3 separate regions of the Mus musculus genome follow, and regions 2 and 3 are each linked to region 1. A link is a loop called in an ENCODE intact Hi-C map of the cell type or tissue named here. Cell type or tissue: heart. All regions are shown on one strand. Links, peaks and the distances in the headings refer to the core of each region. The heading gives the core; the rest is flanking DNA. Region 1 has its middle 80 kb from the start of Gm35935. Region 2 has its middle 19 kb from the start of Gm35935. Region 3 has its middle 9.7 kb from the start of Gm35935.

Region 1 (7,777 bases), core at 1,825-6,824:
ACATAATAAACTTTCCCACAAAATAAAACTTGGGAAGACATTCTAACTATAAAATACCTACATATGTGTGGCACATTTCTATGTGAACCACAGACAAGCCAACTGATTAAAATTGACATGAGGGGAGATTTAAAATCATAATCATCATATGCTTAGGAAAACATTACATGAGCTTGGGGCTTTGATTGTTAACTCCACCAACTCTTGGGGAAGGGAAGCACTCCAAAATTTTATTGTGGCCTATGTCCATTCTCAAGAGTAGTTATAGATCATCAATACCAATTTTAATTTGCTATGTTTTAAATATTTAATTCCAACTAGCCATAAAACTAAAACGTTAAAAACTTTCTTTTTATTTAGTGAATACCCCGTGTGCTCTAATACAGAATTAGGGTCTCTCTGTCTCTCTCTGTCTCTCTCTGTCTCTCTGTCTCTCTCTGTCTCTCTCTGTCTCTCTGTCTCTCTGTCTCTGTCTCTCTCTCTCTTTCTCTCTCTCTTTCTTTCTTTCTTTGCCTTTCGAGTCCTCTGTATATTCTGGATATTAGATCTTTGTTAGATGGATAGCTGTCAAAGGTTCTCTCCCATCCTCTGGATTTCGTCTTCAACAGATTGATTGTTTCTTTAATATGCAGGAGCATTTCCATTTTATAACATCACATTTATTAATCACAATAGTGGCACACATGCCTTGTTGGTAACCTACAGTTCTGCAATTGCCCTTAAGGCCTGATCAGCAAGAGGGAAATCATACCTGGTATTGGAAACCTAAATAACTATCCAAAAAGTAGTGAAGTCATGGATCCTGGAGAAATCATGGACCATGGATGAGAACCTGCAATAGCTCCTTAGAATAGCCATTCGAATCCTTACAACATTCTAATATATATGCTTATACCCACAGATAAATGTAATTATGACCCTTCATTGAAGACATTTCTCTTTGCAAGATAGACAATTACAGGAAATCTTGTGATCAAAATGTGGAGTTGTAGAACTCATTTCCAACTGATAAATCTACAGCAAACACTTGCACCTAAGGGTCAGGAGTCATTGCAGAAAAGTGGGAGAGATTTTTGGACTCATAGAAAACAAACTGGGAGAATGTATGTCATAGAAATGTCAGAGAATCTACACCTATAAGGTCTCTTCAGCAATGGCTGCCTAGACATGACCAAAACAAGGAAAATACCAATAAGGAAGTTAGCAGAAGAGAGAAAACTCAGGGGCCTCAACCTTAGTAAAGGAACTACAGGTAGCTAACTAAGCAATGTTGATATTAGGAACAAATAATCTTCCCCAGAGAAGGGCACACTAGCCTGTTACTCAATACTAATGGTCAGCCATTAAAGCATATAAGTGCAGGTATATATATATATATATATATATATATATATATATATATATATATGTGTGTGTGTGTGTGTGTGTGTGTGTGTGTGTGTACTTTTTAAAAAGCTGCAGTGTCTGTGTATATACTATATATACATATACCAATTAAGGAAAACGTGATGATGCATTTGAAAGAGAACATGGAGAGGAGCTCCTCAGAGGGTTTGGAAGAAAGGAATGGAAGGGAAAATGATCACTAGTTCATAACCTCAAAAAGTTAAAAATAAATTTTAAAGTAACTTGACAATTTCAACAATTGCATATAAGCAATCCTCATTATCTACAACCAACTTCTAAGTGTTTCTGAGGATGAAACTTGGTTCATTTTTCCTAAAAGGTCCTACATAGTGGCTATGAGATTGTATACCTCCTCAATACATTGTTTTGAATTCCCCAACATTCCCTTCCTATGAATATCTCATTTTCTCTGTCTACCCAGTGATTTTTAACTTTGTATTTAGACAGATGAGGTACTGACTTTACAGTGATTACCATATACTTCATATAAACTAACACCCTCCCATGATATCTGACTCTTATTAAAAAACAAGGGAGGGGACGGTATAGTTTATGGAAACTATAAAGCAATGGGCATGAATAAACTAAGCACTGCTTTCATAAGACAGGAAAGCAGTGTCCTTATTGAATAGTCAGAAACTTATGGGCTCCAGTATATCTGTTTATATAGATTTAGTAGAATGAGACATTCTATTAGTCAAGTGCTTTTTGGCCCTTGGCATCATACAGATTTCACATTTAATTTTCAAATTAATAAGACAAATAATCTGGGAGGGAGAGATGGCTCAGCAGTTAAGAACAACCACTGTTCTTCTTGAGGACCAGGATTTGGTCCTCAACCCCCACATATGTTGAAGTACAACCACATCGAACTCTAGAGATCCGATGCTGTTGCTATTTCCAGGCGTCTGTGGATATCCACACATGTGTACAAATGCATATGCTGACACATGCAATAAAATAAATAAATAAATAATTTGAAAAGCCAGATCATTCTTTTAATGAGTCATGAAAAAGTATTATACCCAAAGAAAAAGTGTCATAGTTAGCCCAAGACAGAGGTTTTAACAAAGAAGCTACTGTCCTAAACAAGTGGATGCTAAACAAATATTTATAGCTATGGTGACAATAGAAAATGGGTATACTTAAACCAAATGAGTGCTTGCTTTCATCAACCTAAAAGCTCTTTGATTGCCAGACAGGCCTGAAACAAAATATAAAAACATAATGTATCAACTAGTATAGTCAAATCTGTATTTCTGAGGCTGAGATCCAGAGTCCTGTAAATTCTAAAAAACACTGCTCAATGCTTAGAAAGTAGCAAGTGACATACCTGTGAGTGTCCCTTTCAAATGCAAGCTAACCAGTCCAGAATACACCACAAGCTTTCTCCCCCTGCTGGCATCCAAGAATTCCTGCTGATCTGTCTGTGTCCTTAAAGATGAGCATCAGGTAAGACTTCTAGAATTGGATGAAATCATTTATACTAGCCAATCCTTGCCTGCTCGCCCTGCCTTGGCAAGTCCATCACACAAAAAGTTCACAGAGCCTCTTTCCGCCACTGTCTTATCGTCCTCTGCCTCTTTTCCATCACCTCTGAATGATGTGGCTTGTCGCCTCTCTGGAACTGTGAAAAAAAAAATATCTGTGTATTGACTGATAGTTGCCTCCAATTCTTCGGGCTTTAGTACATGCAAACAATAACAAAGTCTTTATTTTAAGTCATCTGTCTTGGGAATCTCAGATATTGTTTTATCCTTCCTTCCTAATATCTAATAAAATTTAATAACTGTTGAATGGTTATCGGGAAGTCATAAGACATCTCAGTCAGTCTTCTTCCTGAATAGAGGACAGTTGATAATCATATGATCTGTCTTTTCTTTTTAATTTTTGCCACGAAAGGTCTAAATAGACCATCGTGAATACATGGAATTAAGATCTTTTTGTCTTTTCGGGTGCCAATAGACCTGATAAAAATTAAATACATTAAGAGGGAACAAAAATTACCTTAACATTAATTTTAATTATTACTGGTCATTTCAGATTTTTTATTGCATTTCACTCACTTGGTGACTGTATTTTCTTATTTTTGGTACAAATGTAATCATTATTCTATTATCATATGAAGAACAGCAACTCACCTTTCCCTGTACAAATGATCTTTTTATTCTGCTTTTTACAGAAAGAATTATTTAGGGATCTGAAATTATCTGACACAAAATGTCTCCTTGGAATTTTTATAAAAAGTAAAAATATGTCTAAAATATTACAGTGTTTATATTCTATTTTACATGGCTAAGCTTTTTAGATATTCTCATGAAGGTGGAGCTTGATGCATTTTCTAATATCAATCATTGATAATTTTAATCTGACATATTATTAGTAGTTAAAACCTGATCCTTCTGCATTGAACAAGACCACAATTTCTATTGATTCACTAAAACTAACCAAATCTGCTAATACCTTCTCTGACAAATAACCTAATTTGTTGTGTATATATCTTGATACTCTCATAAAAAAAATTCAATAATGCTACTGGGACAGAAAGGAACTTTTAGAAAATAAACAACATCCCCGTGTACTGTTCCAGTTTCACCAAAGTGTTTGTGGCAAAGCTGTACTTGTTTGCTTATAGATCTCCCCCTCCTCGTCCACTTTCACTATCAGCTTTGAAAATTCAAAAAGCTCTGTTCCATGATCCCATATTGGCTAGGCTCCAAAGGAAAGCAATGTTTCACTTGTAAATACCCATGACATGACTCTGTCTGATAGGAAGACCTGCGAATCTCTGCTACATCCAGCAAGTCTGTGTTCTGTGCTTTCCAGACAAAAAATTTGTAATTCATATTTCCTTAGGCCAGAATTCTGAAATGAATGCCCAAAAGGGATGTTATTTGTATAAGAGGTACTTGCAAATATGCCGTCAGTTCTCCTTTGAGTAGGGCTCTTCTGTCTTAGACCAGACTCTTTGTCAAAGGGGACCCTGTCACTTGTCCTGGTAGTTAAAATGTAGAAACAAAATCTCTCCTTGGACTGAGTCTTCACATTTTGAAAAATTGCCACAGCGAATTCCCCAGCCTGCCAACTTGGCAGATCCTGAGCTTGAAGCTGGAGGCAAGCCAGGCATCAATGGCACATTCCAAACCCCTGAGTCAGCACCAGGGCTGCCATTTTCTGTCTCATGTGCAGGAAGGCATGCCACTCGTGTCGTGAGCCAAGCCCGCATCTCCATTGTGAAACCCAGACAACTTTCACATTGTGACTCTGTAACCTAGAAAAGGGAATACAGGAAATGGGTGAGTTTTAATCAGTTCTGATATGGGAGAACTCCTTAAGTTGGATGCATTTGAACTCCTCCGTTTTTCCAGAAAGTGAGCTAGAAGTCTGAATAATTTTTTTTTTTTGGCTTAAGTTGTAAAACACAGGTCCTGACCCCTTGTCGTCATTAAAGATCCCATGGGCTCTTTTCAAAGGACTAAGGGGGATTAACCTTTCTGTTCTGGCTAAATTCCTAATTGGATAATTACATTCTGCCTCCCTAAATTATCCCTGTAGCTCCAATTGGATATGGAATTTTCACTTCCTGTCATAAAAGGTTGTGGGGTGTTAGGACATTTCACCCTGGGGGTGATGCCAATTAAGTCGTTAGTGAGGTGAAATCTGTATGAGGTTTGTCTTTCTTTTTACCATCCCTTTCCCCACCTCCTTATTTGGAGTTTAAAATGTGTGGAAATCACTCAGTCATTCATAATGAAAGGGATGTCATACGTTAGCAATGCTGCTTATCGTCACCTTATTTCTAAGAATATAATAAAAGCAGTCAATAATTGATAAGCGTCTGCGGGAGCACTATCATTCCACTGAACAAAAGCATTGTTTGAGATGCTGCTGTCCAAACCCACGAGGAAAGGGTTTCTGAGGCAAGTTCACACACACGGGTATTTTTGTTCGCGAAGTCTGGGGCGGCTCCCGGAGACTGTTCAGAGCCTTTGTGGATTGTTGGCTCAGCATTCACTGAAACATTTAGGCCCAGGGCCAGGGCCAAGGGGAGCCAGTGTCTCTCCTGCATATGGATGTGGGCATTAACTGCATTAATGGTGGGTAGATTACACATGCTCTTGGTTTGGAAAGTAAAGGTCACACATCAGTCTCTTCAGCTGTATTTATCCACACTGAAAATCATGGCCCATAGAATCACCCTTGAACCTCAAAAGTAACACAGCCAGCAATACCCTATACTTACCCAGAGGTGAAGAAAAATTAACAGCCGGCTTGGACTCCTTATTTATTTATGCTTTTGCTGTTAGATTGGTCAAAAAGAGCTTTTGTGGATCAACTATAATCATGTGTATAGTTTGAAATAGGTTGTTTCACTCAAAGATACTACAATGGGTTTTCTAGTTCTATCACAGGACATGTGATTTCATTCTTTAGAAACAGCTGTTTAATGGTTATATACCTAAAACGAAAAATCCTCCCTGCTTCAACTCTCACACAACTGCATTAGAGAAAAGATAAAATGCTGGTTCTTGTCCATGAGAGTAGGAAAGGTAGGGTGTAAAAAGAAATCCAGCAACTAAGAATAGATAACATGTGAGCCCAACAGATGATGAAGAAGAACTTCCTCTGCATACTCCCTCACTAATATTAAATAAATAGTAGTCCATCCTTTACTGTGGCACAGAAATAAATAAAGTAGCTTTAAAGAGTTCAGATACAATGTCTCAATATTTGCAACATAAAATTAGACAACCATGGCTTCTCTATTAGCACATTCTATTTTATGCTACTTTCTTGATGAAATGCAGAGATTGATTTTAAACTATGAAGTAAGATTTTATTTGAGAGTCATTAGAATGATTACACTCACCTCACTGAAACAAGTGGTGGCATCTGACCTATGAACTCTGAGTCTGACCTAAGAACTTTGGTATTCTATTAGTCCCAACATCTCCGAGTATCATTACCTCTTTTTCTCCCAGGAGTTCTCTTAGAAGTAAATTTCTCCTGGGGTGGTCAAATGCAACCCCTGATAGGGCATATCTGATACTTGTCTGAGGGTACTGCAGAGGCAGTAGTGGCACTGTGGAGATGAAAACTCTTGCTTATAATTGCGTACGTTGACTGCAGTGATGTTCCTGTCCTCTGCGAGTGGGTGCAGACTTCCCACCTAAGTGAGTATAGTTCATTATACCATTTGAAATTTAATTATGCTTTATTGCTGCCATTTTATCATTTACAAATCATATCCTATCAGAGTATATTTGAATTACTAGGGAAATTATTGATAACATTTTGCAAATGAAGCATGCCTTAGCTTCTCATTCTTTGCAATAGATTTATAACTGGGCTATGGTGGAAGTAGTTATAATTGATCAAAGCATGCTTGAGCACAGCCTGAAGTTTGCCATTCTACCTGCTATGTTTTATATTGTAGGACCATGGCATATATCTGTCTGTAACCTGGTGGCATATCTAACAGACTTCTCATTTAAACATCTGTGCTGGGTGATGCAGTGGCAATCAGTCCTGTGTGATAGGCATGTGCTTTTTCATTCACCTGAGACCATTCAGTCAGCGAATCCTTGCGATATCAGATCAGAGATGTAATAACCTAGGGTTTCAAATACGACTGGAGAATCAATCCATAAAACGGCAGATTATACATTTGGGGTAAAATGTGATCTGTGTAATACTGACTTTTTTTTATCCTAACATCTAAGATACGAACAATGCAAACACTGCACACACTGTTCTATGTGGGCAAACCTACTCGTTAAGGAAAAAAGAATGGAAATGTTAAAGACTAAACAGCTTAATACCATAGTACTGGTGTTACTTTAAAGAATGAAAAACTATGAAGTAACTTTCTGGTTATCCATAGTAACTATTCTTTCCATGATTCTGAATATTTAGCTGTTTTTGCTTTCCTTTGATCAAAAATAATGACATTGTTATGTACTAGAGTACATGTGCATACACACTTATAAACACACACATACATATGCACACATACACACATATACATACATACACACATATACACACATACACATACACCACACACATACACAAACACCTACATACATACACACACATACATGCACACATACACACACCAATACACACATACATACACACACACACATACATACATACATACACACACACAAATAGACATATATAAACAAACATACACACCTGAATAGATCTCTGTAAGATTTAGTAGTCAATCCAGTAATTAATCAAATTTCCAAATAAAATGTTACTTTTTCTCTTATCTCATTGAAAATAGAAAATTGTTTGAGGATACTAAAGAGAGAAAAATGGAAGAGATTACATGTTTCTTCTTTGCCAGCTAAGGTTTCAA
Region 2 (7,777 bases), core at 505-5,504, 97 kb after region 1:
ACCACTGTGCTATAAACTATTTAACATAGCTTAAAAATCCTCCCATATTGTACATCTATCAAGAATTCAGAATTTTAGTTGCTAGGTGAATAAATAATATTTTATATTGTTACTGTTAGATATTTTACTTATTTTGATGCTATATTTTGAATTCTACCTTATGAGTATATAAAAGCTAAAAGTATTAATATACATACCTATACATATAGGTAGAAATATATACTCTTATATAAATGTATACATATGTCACACTATATATGTGTGTTTATATGAGAGTTTATGTAATATATAGTATTATGTATATGTTACTGTATATAGTATATATATGGATTACTTTATATATTCTACATAGAATAGTAAGCGCATATTTCATGCAGGTGTCTAAATGTTCATGCTTTCTACCTGGATATATAGTGAATATAACACCTATTTATACATGTACCTCTCTGTCACTGTGTGTGTGTTTTCTGGTCCCAAGTAAAATGTTAATGGATTTTAAATGAATATAAAGGTGTACCCATAGATTGTGAGTGCCATCTTACTCTTTCACACTGTGCTCCCAAAGATGTGACTATTCTCATTTTCAAAAGAAATCATCAAAGCTTTATTCTCAAATTACTATACTAATTTATATAGTTTATATCAATGATTCTAAAACTGTATGAACAAAATTCTCAATTATTTTATATAATATATTTAATATTGCTTGAAGATTTGAATATTAGATAAACATCAAAATTAAGGAAGAAAATTAATAGAATTATAGCTCATAAACAGTATGATATATTAAACATGATACATATTATGTCATCCAATTAATGTATACTATACAGTCATAATCATATCCTCATAATCATAATAATTTAATAAAAACAGCTCTTATATAGATTAAGCTTAAATGTTGATTCAGGATGTAATTCTAATTCAAGATGAAAAATAGTCTTAGATCAGAGCATAGAAAAGAAGAAAAACTGTTCTTAGCTACTAAACTTGTAGAAGTTTTGCAAACCTCCATTAGTTAGGAAACCCCTTGACTGCCTCATGCAGCTGTTTTCCTGAGGCATACAAGAGTATTTCACTATTGTGCCAAACTGTAACACACACGTTGGAAGCCACAGGAGCTTCCAATCTTGAATGTAAATGGCCTTACTGTTTCTGTGGAATTTCACTTCCCAGTACTGGAGTGAGGGTTCATGAGAGGACAGACAGGTATTCCTTCGGGCAGCCCTCTGTCTTTGGTGTCAGCCAGCTGGTGGCAGTAAAATGGCCTTAAAGACTTCCACAAAGCACTGCAATCTAATTTTGAAGAGGAATCAGTGGCAAGAGAGATAAGGGGATTATCGTTTCTGCCCATCTCATGCTTGCATCTCATGGAACCTTGCCCATGGATGTGCTAATTAGAGCTAATTGCTCTGACAGACACTAGACTAGTAGAACCCTACAGAGATCACTGCACCTTTCAAATAGAAAAATATTTTCTTACTAATTCTACATGTGTAGATTTCACTTGTTTGTTTGAAGGGGAAGATTATTTTTGCCTGATCTTCACGATCTCTTATACATCTTTGCATTTTGAAAACATGCTTTTAAAAGAAAGGGTTTGGTGTGAGTGCGGAGCTGTAGAGATGTGTCAATGAACCTGTTACTTTTAGAGAGGACCTAGGTTCAATTCCGGCTGCCCACATGGTGGCTCACAACCGTCTGTAAGTCCATCTCCAGGGGATCTAACACACTATTCTGGCTTCCATAGGAAAGCACATGATACAGAGATACATACATATAGGCAAAGCATTAAAATAATAACATACAGACATTTTCAATAGTTTTTATGCCTCACACTCCCCTCCCGACAAGGGTAGTTTCCTAGCCCTCAAGTCCACAGGTACCTTTGGATTTTTGTATGCCTATGACTCTGTGTGTGTGTGTGTGTGTGTGTGTGTGTGTGTGTGTGTTGGTGTGTATTTCTGTGTAGATACTTAAGTTTTCTAGAGAATGGCTATTTTTTCATAACTCTCCAAGATATATTGCAATTTCTATAGGCACTTTTCCAATATAGTGCATTTATTGTCAGAAGGTGGAACTTACCAACCAGAGGGAATAAATCAATATGCCCTCTATAGCTCACGCTAATAAGATAAACACTGGTGAGCCAAATAGGTACAACATATACCTATTGGTTGGGTCTTCGCAAAGTTATTTTGTTTTATCCTGTCAAGTGTTCCTAAGGCCACACTATTATTGTTGTTTTTTACTATGTTATATTTATTAAATTACTGCTGCATGGAAAAATGGACTGACTGTAACTTAACATCCCTTGGGTGTAGGTTGTGGGATCTGTAGCATTTACAGTTGACTACACACACAGCCCTAACTAACTTGGGAAATACGAGTGTTACATAATGTCATTCCCAGGAGAAAATGTAGAAAATAGAAAGCACACAGAAGAGCTGGAGGCACACACTGATGAGCTAGGTCTCTGTGATTCCCTAAGCATTATCCAAAGTCCTTATAAAGCTTCTTCTGGTGTGGTTTTGGGGTGAAGCCATTGTACGACAAGAAGGTGAGGGTTTCTAGCACCAGTAGAAAGAGGAACTTTCCTGTTATAGGATACACCTTCAATCCACTCAGAACAACGTAACACTGCTTTTAACAACAGACCCCATTGTCAGCTGCTCTGTGAGTGTTTTTTGAGAAAAGCCCTTTGCTCTCCTAAAGGGGAATCTTTGGCTAATCAAGACATGCTTCCCGGAAGCCTCCTGTTTATCTTTTACTGCAGGCTCTCCAGAATAATACAGCAGAGGCCAAATCCCCTGGTCTGTACTCAGTGTATGCCAGAGTAAGCTTCTGTGTGTGAGTCAGGAATTGGCAGCATGTGAGGCTGGGCGGTTCTGAGAATCTAGCTTATCATTGACTAGTGTACCACTGGATAGAAGAGCCAATGAACTAGTGCCAAGTTAAATATGTGACTGCTGTTTTGATGTTAATTTAGACACATACATATCTTTCACTTAAGCTTTCTCTTACTTATCTGTTTCTAGTCTCTGATTTCAGCCTTTTCAACACAGACAAACTTTTAAAAGTAACAAAAGAAAACAACCCCACAAACAAAATATTCATGCTCTAATGAAAAGAAAAAAATGGATGTACTTCTAAACCAGAAATTTATTAATCAAAAATATATTGATCAAGTAGTTCTTAAGATTTATAACTTGGAAATCTTTCATAAATTTCAACCAGAATATTAAAGCAATTTTTATTACTTAATATTATGTGAAACTCCTTTGATGCAGAATGGTTCAGCAGAGGAAGAGATTATATGTTACTTAGGACTGAGCTGAGGACAGGCAGCCAATAACAAGTGGAACATAGCAGGCTGGGAAGAGTTCATATTCCATACTGCTGCTGCAATATTCATGTAATCAGAGTGTGAGCTCTATTCCTGGCCCTGACCATATGACTGTAGCTGATCTAAGTAGAACTAATGAACTAGAAACACAATAGGAATTGCTAGCCCCTCTCTGTAGTGACATCTGCCGGGATCAACGCCCTTCCCTGGGTACCTATGAAACACCCATTCCTGCATCTGCTTTTGGCTCACAGGTTCATTCAATGATGACTGCATTGTCCAGCTTCTAACTCCCCTTTCTTTGCCCCTTTGACCACTCTTGTAGGGATCTGTAGTCCATGAAAGTTATTATTCCTCCTCTGAGGGCCTTGTGACAAGGAATATCTAAAGCTTTCCTTGGGCCTAGAATTCTTCTCTGATATACTACTTTAAATCCCACATTTTCAAAGAAACTTGGCCCATTCCCAGAGAATCAAAAGACAGTAGGTACTAACATTCTAATTTCTAACTCAATTTCAGAAGCAGGGTTCCTAGGGTCAGCTTTAGGGAGGGAGAAGGCTAGGGCCTTTCTGAAAGAACCCCGTGACACCTCTCTTATCTATGCCCTTTTTCCATACTCCCACATCCAGCTCCATCAAGCCTAATCTTCCCAGGGAATGGGGAAGCATGGACAAATTGGAAAATAGCCTTTGTCACTTTCCCTAAACATTGAGGCTTGGCACTCAGCTTTCAAAGTTAAGATCTAGGGTTGGCTGCTCATTTTTATTTTCTTTTATTTATTTACATTTCAAATGTTGTCCCCACTCCCAGTCTCCCCTCTGTTACTCTCCCAACACACCCCTTCTCCCCTTTGCCTCTAAGAAGGTGTTCACCCACCCACCCACTCTTCCCTTGCCCCTCTAAAAACCCCCTATGCTGGGGCATCAAGCTTCTACAAGACCAAGGGCCTCCCCTCCCATTGATGGCAGATAAGACAATCCTTTGCTACATATAAATCTGGAGCCCTGGGTCCCTCCATGTGTACTCTTTGGTTGGGAGTTTTGTCCCTGGGAGCTCTGTTGGGTCCAGTTAGTTGATACTGTTGTTCTTCCTTTGGGGTTGCAATCTCCTTCAGCTCCTTCAGTCCTTCCCCTAACTCTTCCATTTGGGATCCCCATTCTTTAACCACCTTTATTTTCTTCTCAAAGGACTGATGCCAGAATTGTGGAGAAATATTGCAGTAGGAATAAAAGTCTGTCTAAATAACAAAATTTCTTGTGTATACGTGTGTATACTTTTCGTAAAACTTTAAGGCATCTTACTATACGTCATGGTAAGCAGGGTTAATAATATGTTATGTCTTATTATAGTAGGGAATAATTATAAACAATGAATGTTAAAATTGTGTGAGAGCAGAAAGTAAGTGATCCCACTACCAAAAAAGCATACAAGATAAACCTAAATTAAATAACTAGACTCAACTATTTCCTAATGCATGCCTACTTCAATAGGCCAGGCTATCTATTAAGTATATACATTTGTATTCATAGGTTTAAAGAAGTGAAATTTGTAAAAGAAATAACATGTCAAGAGTAACCTTTGTACCCTCAGTCTTCATTTTTGAACATTTTCCACTTTTTTATTTTTAATTAAAAATTTAATGTTTTATACTATATATTTCATATGGAAAAAAAAAGTTAAACTTTTTTGATAAGCTCAAGCCTAAGTGCTGTGTTTACATTGTTACTCCTCATTCTCCTACCTTCAACTCCTCAAACATTCCCCACCTCTCCCTCTCAAATTCATGACTTCCTGTTTATTTATTTTTACATACACAATCATACATGTGTGTGTGCTCATGCACATGTATATATTTAGTCTATTGTGTCTGTTCAGTGTTGCTTCTGTGCCTATGTGTTTCTGGCTGACCACTTGAGCTTAACTCCTCTGAGGAGGCTTGTCACTCGAGAAGACTAGCTGTAATGGTTTGTATATGCTTGACCCAGGGAGAGGTACTATTAGGAGGTGTGACCTTATTGAAGTAGGTATGGCCTTGTTTGAAGAAGTATGTCACTGTGAATATGAGCTTTAAGACCCTCACCTAGCTGCCTAGAAGTCAGTCTTCTAGGTGGCTTCAGAAAGAGGCGAAACTCGCAGCTCCTCCTGCACCATGCCTGGCTGGACAATGCCATGTTCCTGCCTTGATGATAATGGATTGAACCTCTGAACTTTTAAGCCAGCCCAATTAAATGTTGTCCTTATAAGAGTTACCTTGGTCATGATGTCTTTTCACGGCAGTTATACCCTAACTAAGACATGATCTCTCTTTCTCTTCCACAGTCACCTGTTGATCTTTACCTAAGGGTATATAGAGTTAATAATTTCATTTAAATGTTACAAATTGGGTAATCCTTGGTCTTTGTTCCACTGCATTCTTCACCCAGTATCATTCCTGAGATAAAGGCAGTTAATAGTTGCTAAAAGCAGGCTTTCTAACAGCAGTTACTAAAAAGTACTACTTGTACACTCAGTGCAAATACACATACCTACACACACCATTCTTTCTCTTAATTTTTATAATATTAATTTTTAAAGTTTAATGGCATGGAAATGACACAAACAGTACTTTTAAAGATATAAAGCAGTAGTGCTGAAAGCTAAAGCTCATTATATGTTAAATATGAGAAGCAAGAGTCAGCAAGTCAGTTTGCTAGCAAGATTTTGTTTGATATTGACTTGAAGGTAATCACACTATTTAATAAAACTATCATGACTATTATATATGGTATAACAAACTATTTAATACAACTATCATGATTATTATATCTGGTACTCCTAATAAGTGATTCAGTGGAATAAGATGATAGGCCAGCATTTAAAAATGTCAGTATTTCTGTAGATTAAAGAAACATTTATTTCTCCCTCTTAGTGTATAACATATTGCATAGTGTGTGTGTGTGTGTGTATCTGTACATTTGTGTGCATGTGTGTATTATGGGCATTTGCATATGAGTGCTTGGAGGGTAGAAGAGGACAAAAAAACCTTGCAGCTTGGGATGAAGACAGTTGCAACCAGCCCAACATAGATTCTGGGAACTGACCTCTGGTCCTCTAAAAGAAGAGCGAATGCTACTAACCACTAAGAAATCTTTTTATCTCCTAGCTATTTCGTTTTTGAGAAATTATATCATATTTGACTTTGGGTGACTTAGGAGATTATGCATCATTCGTTGAACAGTGGGTGGTTATGGAAAGCAGTTTAGAAAACATTTGTTAAAATTTGCATACTTTCTCTACTTTCTTCCAGCATAAAAAGAGGACAAATATTGCATTAGCTTTTGAACCACTACAACGAATTATCTGAAACAATAAACTTGCGAAGAGTAAATATTTAAGATGGCTCATAGTTTGCGAGAGTCCTGCTCATGAGTTATCAGTCCCTGTACTTAGACAGACTATGCAAGAACATGCAATTGCCCAAGAGCTAGAGAGCAAAAGAGGATAAGGATGAGACACGCATTCCCTCCAGGGCATGCCAAAGACACCTAAAACATTTCCTGAGTCCTTCTTCCCAACGGTTCTACCACCTGCTAATTCCTGCACCATGAGTACCAGTTGTATAACACCGACCCTATGAAGGTCAGTGAAGGTATTGTGCATTAGTTACATGGAATAGAGCCCATTCATTTTTCAGTAGAAGTTAAATAGCTGTTTTCAGGAATCCAGGATCAATGTACTTTGTCCTTGACCTCTTGCTGTTCTTCAAATGGATAACATCTTCAAATTCTAGATAGATGTGAAATTCAAGGGCAAAAATAGATAAAAGTTCTAGACTTTCTTGGGGTACTACGATAGTCCTTAGAAATGTCCCCATGGGCAAACTGCCACATGCACATGCAGCCAAGGTCAGGACATTCAGTCTAAGTTCCAAATGGACACTGGCATGCATTTTTATTAGTGTGAAACATAGTTTAAAGAAAACTTAATAGTCTTTTCCAAATGCATGGTGACTGTAGCATTTATAGCAATCACACTAGTTTTATTTTTTAAATCCACATAATTTTATACAAAATCAAGAGAGTTCCTTGAAAATTATTGGTATTCCTTTCCTTGTGAAAATTCTCTAATGTTCAGTAGACCATGTTACAAATAGATCTTTAATTTAATAAGTTTTAAATGTTAAGACAGCCTTTTGCAATGCTACTAGCAAAAAAATGCTACAATTATTTTACTACATGTTTATATTTTGTTATTCCTTCATAGTTAATAATAAGTTAATATGTTAACTGGCCATTTTGCGACAGGAGAACATAACTGAAATTAAATACATTTTTTTCTTTTTTTAATATTTTGGGTAACATAAGGTAATAGGTTTCTTCTTTTTAAAAAAGAACATTTTTTTAATTTGAGGTGTACATATGAGTTTCTACATACATGCATATGCTTGAAGAG
Region 3 (7,777 bases), core at 2,589-7,588, 90 kb after region 1:
ACATTGATTCAGGATAAAACACACAAGGAAAGAAGAACAAGGAGAGGTACAAGAACTGATGTAGAAGCATAGAGTGACTCAATTGCACACTCAGGTATCCCATAAACATACAAAAGTGGATGTCATGATATACTACAAAGAACCTGTGCAGTAGTGAGAGAGAGAGAGAGAGAGAGAGAGAGAGAGAGAGACAGAGAGAGACAGAGAGAGACAGAGAGAGACAGAGAGAGACAGAGAGACACAGAGAGAGACAGAGAGAGACAGAGAGAGACAGAGACAGAGACACAAAGAGAGACAGAGAGACACAGAAAGAGACAGAGACAGAGAGATGAAACAAAAACAAAACAAAAGATAGAATTAAAAAGTGAAGGACACTGGTTAGTTCATATTGTTGTTCCATGCTGCATATGTATCAGAAGATAGCCTAGTCGGCCATCAGCGGAAAGAAAGGCCCATTGGTTGTGCAAACTTTATATGCCTCAGTACAGGGGAACGCCAGGGTTAAGAAGTGGGAGTGGGTAGGTGGGGGAGTGGGTGGGTGGGGGAGTGGGTGGAGGAGGGTATGGGGGACTTTTGGGATAGTATTGGAAATGTAAATGAAATAAATACCTAATTTTAAAAAAAGAAAAAAAAGTCAAGGACAGAAGTGGATACTCACAGTCATCTATTGGATGGAGCACAAGATCCCCAATGAAGGAGCTAGAGAAAAGACTCAGGGAGCTGAAGAGGTATGAACTAACCAGTACCCCCAGAGCTCCTTGTAACTATACCACCAATGAAAGAAAACACATGGTCGAACTTGTGGCTTTAGCTGTATATGTAGCAGAGGGTGGCCTAGTTGGTCATCAATAGGAGAAGAGGCCCTAGGTCCTGTGAAAGGTCTATGCCCCAGTATAGGGGAATGCCAGAACTGGGAATGGGAGTGGATGGGTTGGGGAGCAGGGGGAGGCAGGAGGGGATAAGGGATTTTCGTGGGGGGGGGGGACTAGGAAAGGGGATAACACTTGAAATGTAAATAAAAAAATATCTAATAAAAAAAGTGAAGGAAAAAAAAGGACCTACGATGAATTTATGAAACAAGAAACCTCTAAAGATGTCATTGAGTTTTTGTTTTGTTTTCTGTTGGCCATCTACTGCTGGACATGATGCCTACCCTTAGACAAGTTTGTTTCCCTAATGGGACTCCCTTGGAGACATCTAAGTTTTCAATAACAAGCAGCTATCAATGGGATATACCTTCTTCATTTGGGTGGGGCATCTGTCCACTCTCCTTTCAGCTCTAGGATCCCATTTGTTGCAGACCTTGCAGGTCCTATGCATGATACCTCAGTCTCTGAGATTCCATGTGTGCATCTGTCTTGTTGAGTTTAGAATTCTTTGTTTCCTTGGTATCCTCCAGTCCCCTCGGGTTCTTCTACTCTTTCTGAATCCTCTTTCACAGGGGTACCTATTCTCTGAGGAGATGGATTTGATGGAGACAACCCATTTAGGGCTGAGTGTTCCAAATTTCTCACTCTCTGCATAATGTCTGTCTATGGGTCTCTGTTTCTGTTCTCATCTGCTTCAAGAGGAAGCTTCTCTAATGATGGCTAAGCAAGATCCATGAGTGTAGCAGAATATCATTAGGAGTCATTTTATTGCTATGTTCCTTGTGTAGAACAGTAGTACTTGGTTTTACCCTTCATCCCCAGACTATCTGGTATCAGTTACCCAGGCAGCATTGGGTATGTATGGGTCCTATCTTATGGAGTGTGCCTTGAAACCAATCAGAAATTGATTGGTGACTCCCACAAGCTCTGTGCCACCATTACACAGCATATTTTAGAAGGGGGGCACCATTGTAGAACAAAGGATTTGTAGCTGGGTTGGCATTTATGTTTCTCCTTTGATAGGCTGCAGAGTGAGTTCTGACAACAAGAACATTAGCCCATGTGGCCGAAGGTTCCAGATGAGGGAACTTGCAATCATTGCTAGTAGGAGTGCCAATTTATGCAGCCACTATGGAAATCAGTGTGGACATTCCTCAGGAAGATGTCAATCAATCTACTCCAAGATTCAGCTGTACCACCCTTGGGCATCTACACAAAGGGCACTTACTGTATATGTAGCAGAGGGTGGCCTAGTTGGTCATCAATAGGAGAAGAGGCCCTAGGTCCTGTGAAAGGTCTATGCCTCAGTATAGGGGAATGCCAGAACATAGGCACTTGCTCAACTATGTCCATTGTTACTCCACTCATAGAAACCAGAAATTGGAAATAGCCTAGGTAACTTTCAACAGCTGATTGATTAAAGAAATGGTGGTATACTTACAGAATTACACTTACACTTGTGTATTGAAAAAACCTACACTTACACTCATGAATTTAAAAAAAAAAAAGAAAAATCATGAAATTCACATGTAAGTGAATGGAACTAGAAAATAGTAAGTCTTGATTTTCTTGTGTTTTGCAAATTGTATCTTGGGTGTTCTATGTTTCTGGGCTAATATCCACTTATCAGTGAGTACATATCTAATGACTCCTTTTGTGATTGGGTTACCTCACTAAGGATGATATCCTCCAATGGGTGGATACTTCATTCCTCCTTAGAATAGGGAACAAAATACCCATGAAAGGAGTTACAGAGACAAAGTTTGGAGCTAAGACGAAAGGATGGACTATCCAGAGACTACCCGACACAGGGATCCATCCCATAATCAGCCACCAAACCCAGACACTATTGCATATGCCAGAAAGATTTTGCTGAAGGGACCCTTTTATACCTGTCTCATATGATGCTATACCAGTGCCTGGCAAATACAGAAGTGGATGCTCACAGTCATCTATTGGATGGAACACAGGGCCCCTAATGAAAGAGCTAGAGAAAGTATTCAAGGAGCTAAAAGGGTCTGCAACCCTATAGGTGGAACAACAATATGAACTAACCAGTACCTCCAGAGCTCGTGTCTCTAGCTGCATATGTAGCAGAAGATGGCCTAGTCGGCCATCATTGGGAAGAGAGGCCCCTAGGTCTTGCAAACTTTATATGCCCCAGTACAGGGGAACACCAGGGCCAAGAAGTGGGAGTGGGTGGGTAGGGAAGCAGGGCGGGGGAGGGTATAGGGAACTTTGGGATAGCATTTGAAATGTATATAAAGAAAATATCTAATAAAAAAATCAAAAAAAGAAAAGAAAATTGCGGAAAAAAATAGTAAGTCATCATCACCATCAGCTTTTCCTTCTCCTTCTCCTTCTCCTTCTCCTCCTGCTCCTCCTGCTCCTGCTCCTGCTCCTGCTCCTCCTCCTCCTCCTCCTCCTCCTCCTCCTTCTCCTCCTTCTCTTCTGTTGTGGATAGCCCTGGGGCTAATTATATATGATATTAATTCCATCTTCCTGTGAGTGACTGCAAACAAGGAATGAGTCAGCACTCAGGTGATTTCCTGTAAAGCTGCTTCCCACCTTAATTGGTAAAATAAAGGAGAGCTGATGATTGGGCAGATAAAAAGGAATTTGGAGAGGAAGGTGGAGAGAGAGAAGAAGGAGAAAATGGAAGAGGGAGAGGATGCAGAGGAGGAGGAAGAAGAAGAAAAGCTGAGTAGAAGCACATGACCTGGAGAAACCGCAAGTACTAAGGGGTCTCATAAGACAGGAATGATGGTAATGTAGTGGTAGATCTGCCCAATCTAGGTGCACAGCATGTAGTCATATTAACTGAGTTGTGTTGTCATTGCCAGGGCATATTTGGGTTGGAGATTTACTACAACATTCTTCTTCTTCTCCTTCTTCTCCTTCTCCTCCCCCTCCCCCTCCTCCTCCTTCTCTTCCCCTCTCCTCCTTCTCCTCTTCTTCATCCTCCTCCTTCTTCAGCAGCAGCAGCCTTAATAAGGTTTTCCAGACCCAGGAAACAAATAAGACATGTATCCACTTATATGTGGACATGAGCTGTTAATTCAATGATAAATAAACTACAATCTTTTATCCACATGAGCATAGAGGTTAGGTATAGAGTAAGTGGCAGGCAGTAGTGGTAATGGTGGGAATATTATATCTCTCACAGAAATGGAAATATAATATGAATGGGTAAGTGGTGGACTGGAATAGAAAGAATCATCTAGGAAGTGGAGAAGAGGGACTTGAGGGAGAATATGGAGAGTGAGACATTCACAGGATCAAACGGAAACCTAATATAATAGAAGCCTCCTAAAACATATACCCATGTGACTGTGATCTAAATGAAATCACCAAGCAATGGAGGAGACAGAGCCCCAGCTTGTCATCTCATCACCAAATGAAGCTTGCGTTGTAGGGAATGGATTAGATTTAACTGAATTGTTGACCAAAGGTGTCCTATGAGTACCTTCAACTCACCCATATATTTCTCCAAGGGTGTAGTTTGCTTTCTACAACTGATGGCCAGGCCTTGTTGCTGAAGACAGCACCTACAGAGCTCATTGAACATGAAAAGGTTGAGCTGGTGCCTGCTTCTCTTTTTCTTTCACACACCTAGTCATAGTTCTGTCTAAAGTAAACTATTGCATAGACAAGTGTGCAATACTTGTGTACTGTGAGTGCAGTTTTTGCTAGTATTTTTTATTTCTATCACTTTATTATACCTTAGTATAATCTATAATACTAATATGTATATATATATGCATATATATGTGTGTGTGTGTGTGTGTGTGTACAGGATGCCCTTTGTTCTCTGTTTCCCTCTCCTGTTAACTAAGAGTAACCATTAAAGCAACTGATAACACAGCAACCAAAACTATTTGCTGAATTTGAAGAAATGGGAATTCATTTTTTTATTAGATCGATGTTATTAACTAATTGCTGTAATTCCTGTTTCACAAAAATTATTAAACAAGACCTATAATAATCATTGTCAACCTCCTGTTGATTTCTGCAAATGGTCTTCTTTAACTTTTCCTTGCCTAGCTCCCGAGTTTGTTCCTGGTAACCAAGAAGCTCTTCATATAATGCTGCACCAACCTGGAACTTCAGAGCAATCATCCTCACTTAGCCCTGCTTCCTGCAAGTCATCTGCATCTTTTGGAGGAACTGCCAGCTACAGGAGGCTCTTCTCTCTCTCTCTCTCTCTCTCTCTCTCTCTCTCTCTCTCTCTCTCTCTTTCTCTCCCCTTTCCTGTTAACTCATTTCCTTCATTCAGCTGAATCACTTAGCATCTTCCTAAGTGTAGACACATATCAGCTCTGCTCTTCTGTGTGTTCAGAACACTTTTATACTGACTTTATATATTGTTGATGGTTTATTGGAGCTGAGATGCTAAGCGATAGTTTGTTCCCTTCAGAACTTGCTAGCATGCTACATGGCATCTGCTGTCATTGTTACTGCTGAATAGCCCCGTGCCTCTGCCATTAGCAACTTAGTGTGCAATTTCTGCTCCCTCTCATGAAGCTTTCAAGCTCTTTGCCTTAGCTGTTTTAATATCTCTGAAGTCCTCCTAGCATGGGTATGCATTTTCCCTTAGCTTTGCTTAATGTACCTCTTCAAGAGCACAGTCTCCCTCCACTACCACATGAAGATGCCCATTGTTATGTTCATCTCTGAGAGGAATAAAAGAATTTCAAGTAAGTCATATGATGTACACAAAACTACAGAGAAGAAACTTCAGGGTGAAATCTGAAGCCTGAACATCGGCTTAGCAGTAATCTTTATCTTCTTCCAGTATCAATGGCCTGCTAAATATTCTCCCCAACATTTTCATCTCTAGTTGTGGGTTTTATTTATTCATTTTGCCTGTTTTTGTGAAACAGGAATTACAGCAATTAGTCAATAGCATTGATCCAATAAAAGATAAATGAATTCATGTCCCTTCAATTTTAGCAACTCCTTCTGGTTACTGTGCTATTAGTTGCTATAATAACCACCCTTAGCTTGGTGTTGTATCCAAACCTGCTAAATAAGACATGAGTTATCTTGTGCACACACACACACACACACACACACACACACACACACACACACACACACACACACACAAATTGACCCCCACCTCCATGGAGCTTAGGCAAACCTATCATTTGTGATATCCCTGGTGAGTCAATGTTAAAAGAGCACAGTGCCAAAACTGTTGGCTTTGGTTTCAGAGAACCCAAAGCTCAGAAGTGAAACAGTAAAAATTATCTTATATTTCCTCTTATGGAGCATAGGCAAACACCCACTTAAAAATGATATGAAAAAGTAACTCATACAAGAAATGCAGCTTGTACATATAAGAAATTAATAGAGAATAAAAATATTTATACAACTATTATAACAATTTCAGAGGGAGGTAGTAAGGATTAATTGACATTCAATACAGATGAAGGTATATTCTGTCTCATATGCAGAGGAAATCTATCATTCCCATCAGATACTTAGAAATGCTAATATAAACACTTATGTGTGTAAAGGCTAATTATAACAACCTTCTAAAATAGTCTAACTTTCTTTTTTTGCTAAGATTAAGGAATGAGGCCTGCAGTTTGCCTAAGAGATGCAAAGAGCTGTTACCTGTCTTAAGGAAATTATTGATGATTCTTTTTTAAAACAGCTACTGAACACTGACTGATGATTAAACCTTTGGTCAATGGTAAGAAATCAGAGTTTGAATCAAGAAACTATTTTATATGTGTCTGGCAGGATGTGGTAAATTCTCTCCTGGCTGTGGCTATGGTGGATTTTAACCTCTTGTGGGTAGTTTTATGTTTTGCATATTGTCTTGATAATACGTTTTACAGCAAAACGTGTGTGAAGCAGCAACTTAAAGGTAGTGCAGGTATGGGGGGTGGTGATATTCTTCTCAGTCCTGTATGTCCCTGCTGCCTCACTGAAGAGCCTACCGTTGGGACATTGAGTGCTTTGATTACACACTGAATTTATATCCTTGAATATACTGGACAAAGGATCAGGATGATGATAAAAGTAGGGACATTGTATCTGATCTTCAAGGTCTTTTAATGATGGCACTAAAAACACTCTTCTTTGCTTACAAGAGTGTATAATTTTAAGATGAATTGATGAAGAAGTCGTCATTCAGACTGCCTATACCAGTGTTTGTTGAAAAAAAAAAAGTCACTACTAAAAGTTCTAGTATCTCCAGGTCCACTTCTGAAAGCCTCAATAGGTGTACTTAATACACATCAACTGCCTTCCTTCGCTGAGCGATTTTTTTTTTCAGCTCAAAGAAGGTAAAGGTAACATCATTTCAGATTCTGTGAGAGATCTTCTCTTTCTTTGTCATTCTAACCTGACCAATGGCAGATGGAGCTGAGCATGAAGCCACACAGCAGTGGCATTAGAGAGTGCAACAGAGCTTGCAGAACCAGTTAAAACCACACACTCTCCATAATGATATGCATGACCTCCAGATGCAGGAAGAGCTCTCACTAGCTGTGAAAGAAACCTAGCTGGCTGTAGGGATGGCTCCAGGGTGACCTGACTGGGCTGGGGTCATTAAAGGCCCCAGCTTCTTGTTCTGGAACAGACAGTGGCAGGCCAACAAAACTGTCACTATCTGTTCTGGTGACTATCCAAATGAAGCTTGGCCCAGCTTAGCAGCCTTCTGTTTATACTTCACGTGGCCGGTTTTTCTCCATGCTATCTGGAAGGTGCGCATCTTCAGCTGAAATAATTCACAGAGAGCCTGGGAGTAGCAGAGAGTTTGAAATGGGCAACAACAAAAATTAAAAATAAAAATAAATAAAAATAAATCTAAGGTTGAAGGAGAACATACACTCCTATTAAATAAAGTCTTGGCAACTACTGACTACCCCTTTATTTTAGAAAGTTCAGACCAA

Evidence for each region. Peaks named below come from ENCODE experiments on the same cell type or tissue, not always from the same donor. Only the 100,000 strongest peaks of a DNase experiment are listed, where the experiment ranks them.
Region 2: a loop joins it to region 1, with 3 times the contacts of the local background. A loop is called at or near these places in 4 of 42 quality-filtered maps.
Region 3: it touches region 1 in a loop (2.6-fold over the local background); 4 of 42 quality-filtered maps call a loop at or near these places.

What each region holds. Positions count from the first base shown.
Region 1 is chr1:41,649,615-41,657,391 of GRCm38, reverse strand. No RefSeq gene overlaps it. Among named protein-coding and RNA genes, the nearest start is that of Gm35935, 80 kb to the right of the region's middle. In heart, for the core only: no CTCF peak of the experiment used is centred there; a DNase peak (open chromatin) is centred at 4,541.
Region 2 is chr1:41,550,892-41,558,668 of GRCm38, reverse strand. No RefSeq gene overlaps it. Among named protein-coding and RNA genes, the nearest start is that of Gm35935, 19 kb to the left of the region's middle. In heart, for the core only: no CTCF peak of the experiment used is centred there; a DNase peak (open chromatin) is centred at 2,868.
Region 3 is chr1:41,559,901-41,567,677 of GRCm38, reverse strand. No RefSeq gene overlaps it. Among named protein-coding and RNA genes, the nearest start is that of Gm35935, 9.7 kb to the left of the region's middle. In heart, for the core only: no CTCF peak of the experiment used is centred there; no DNase peak of the experiment used is centred there.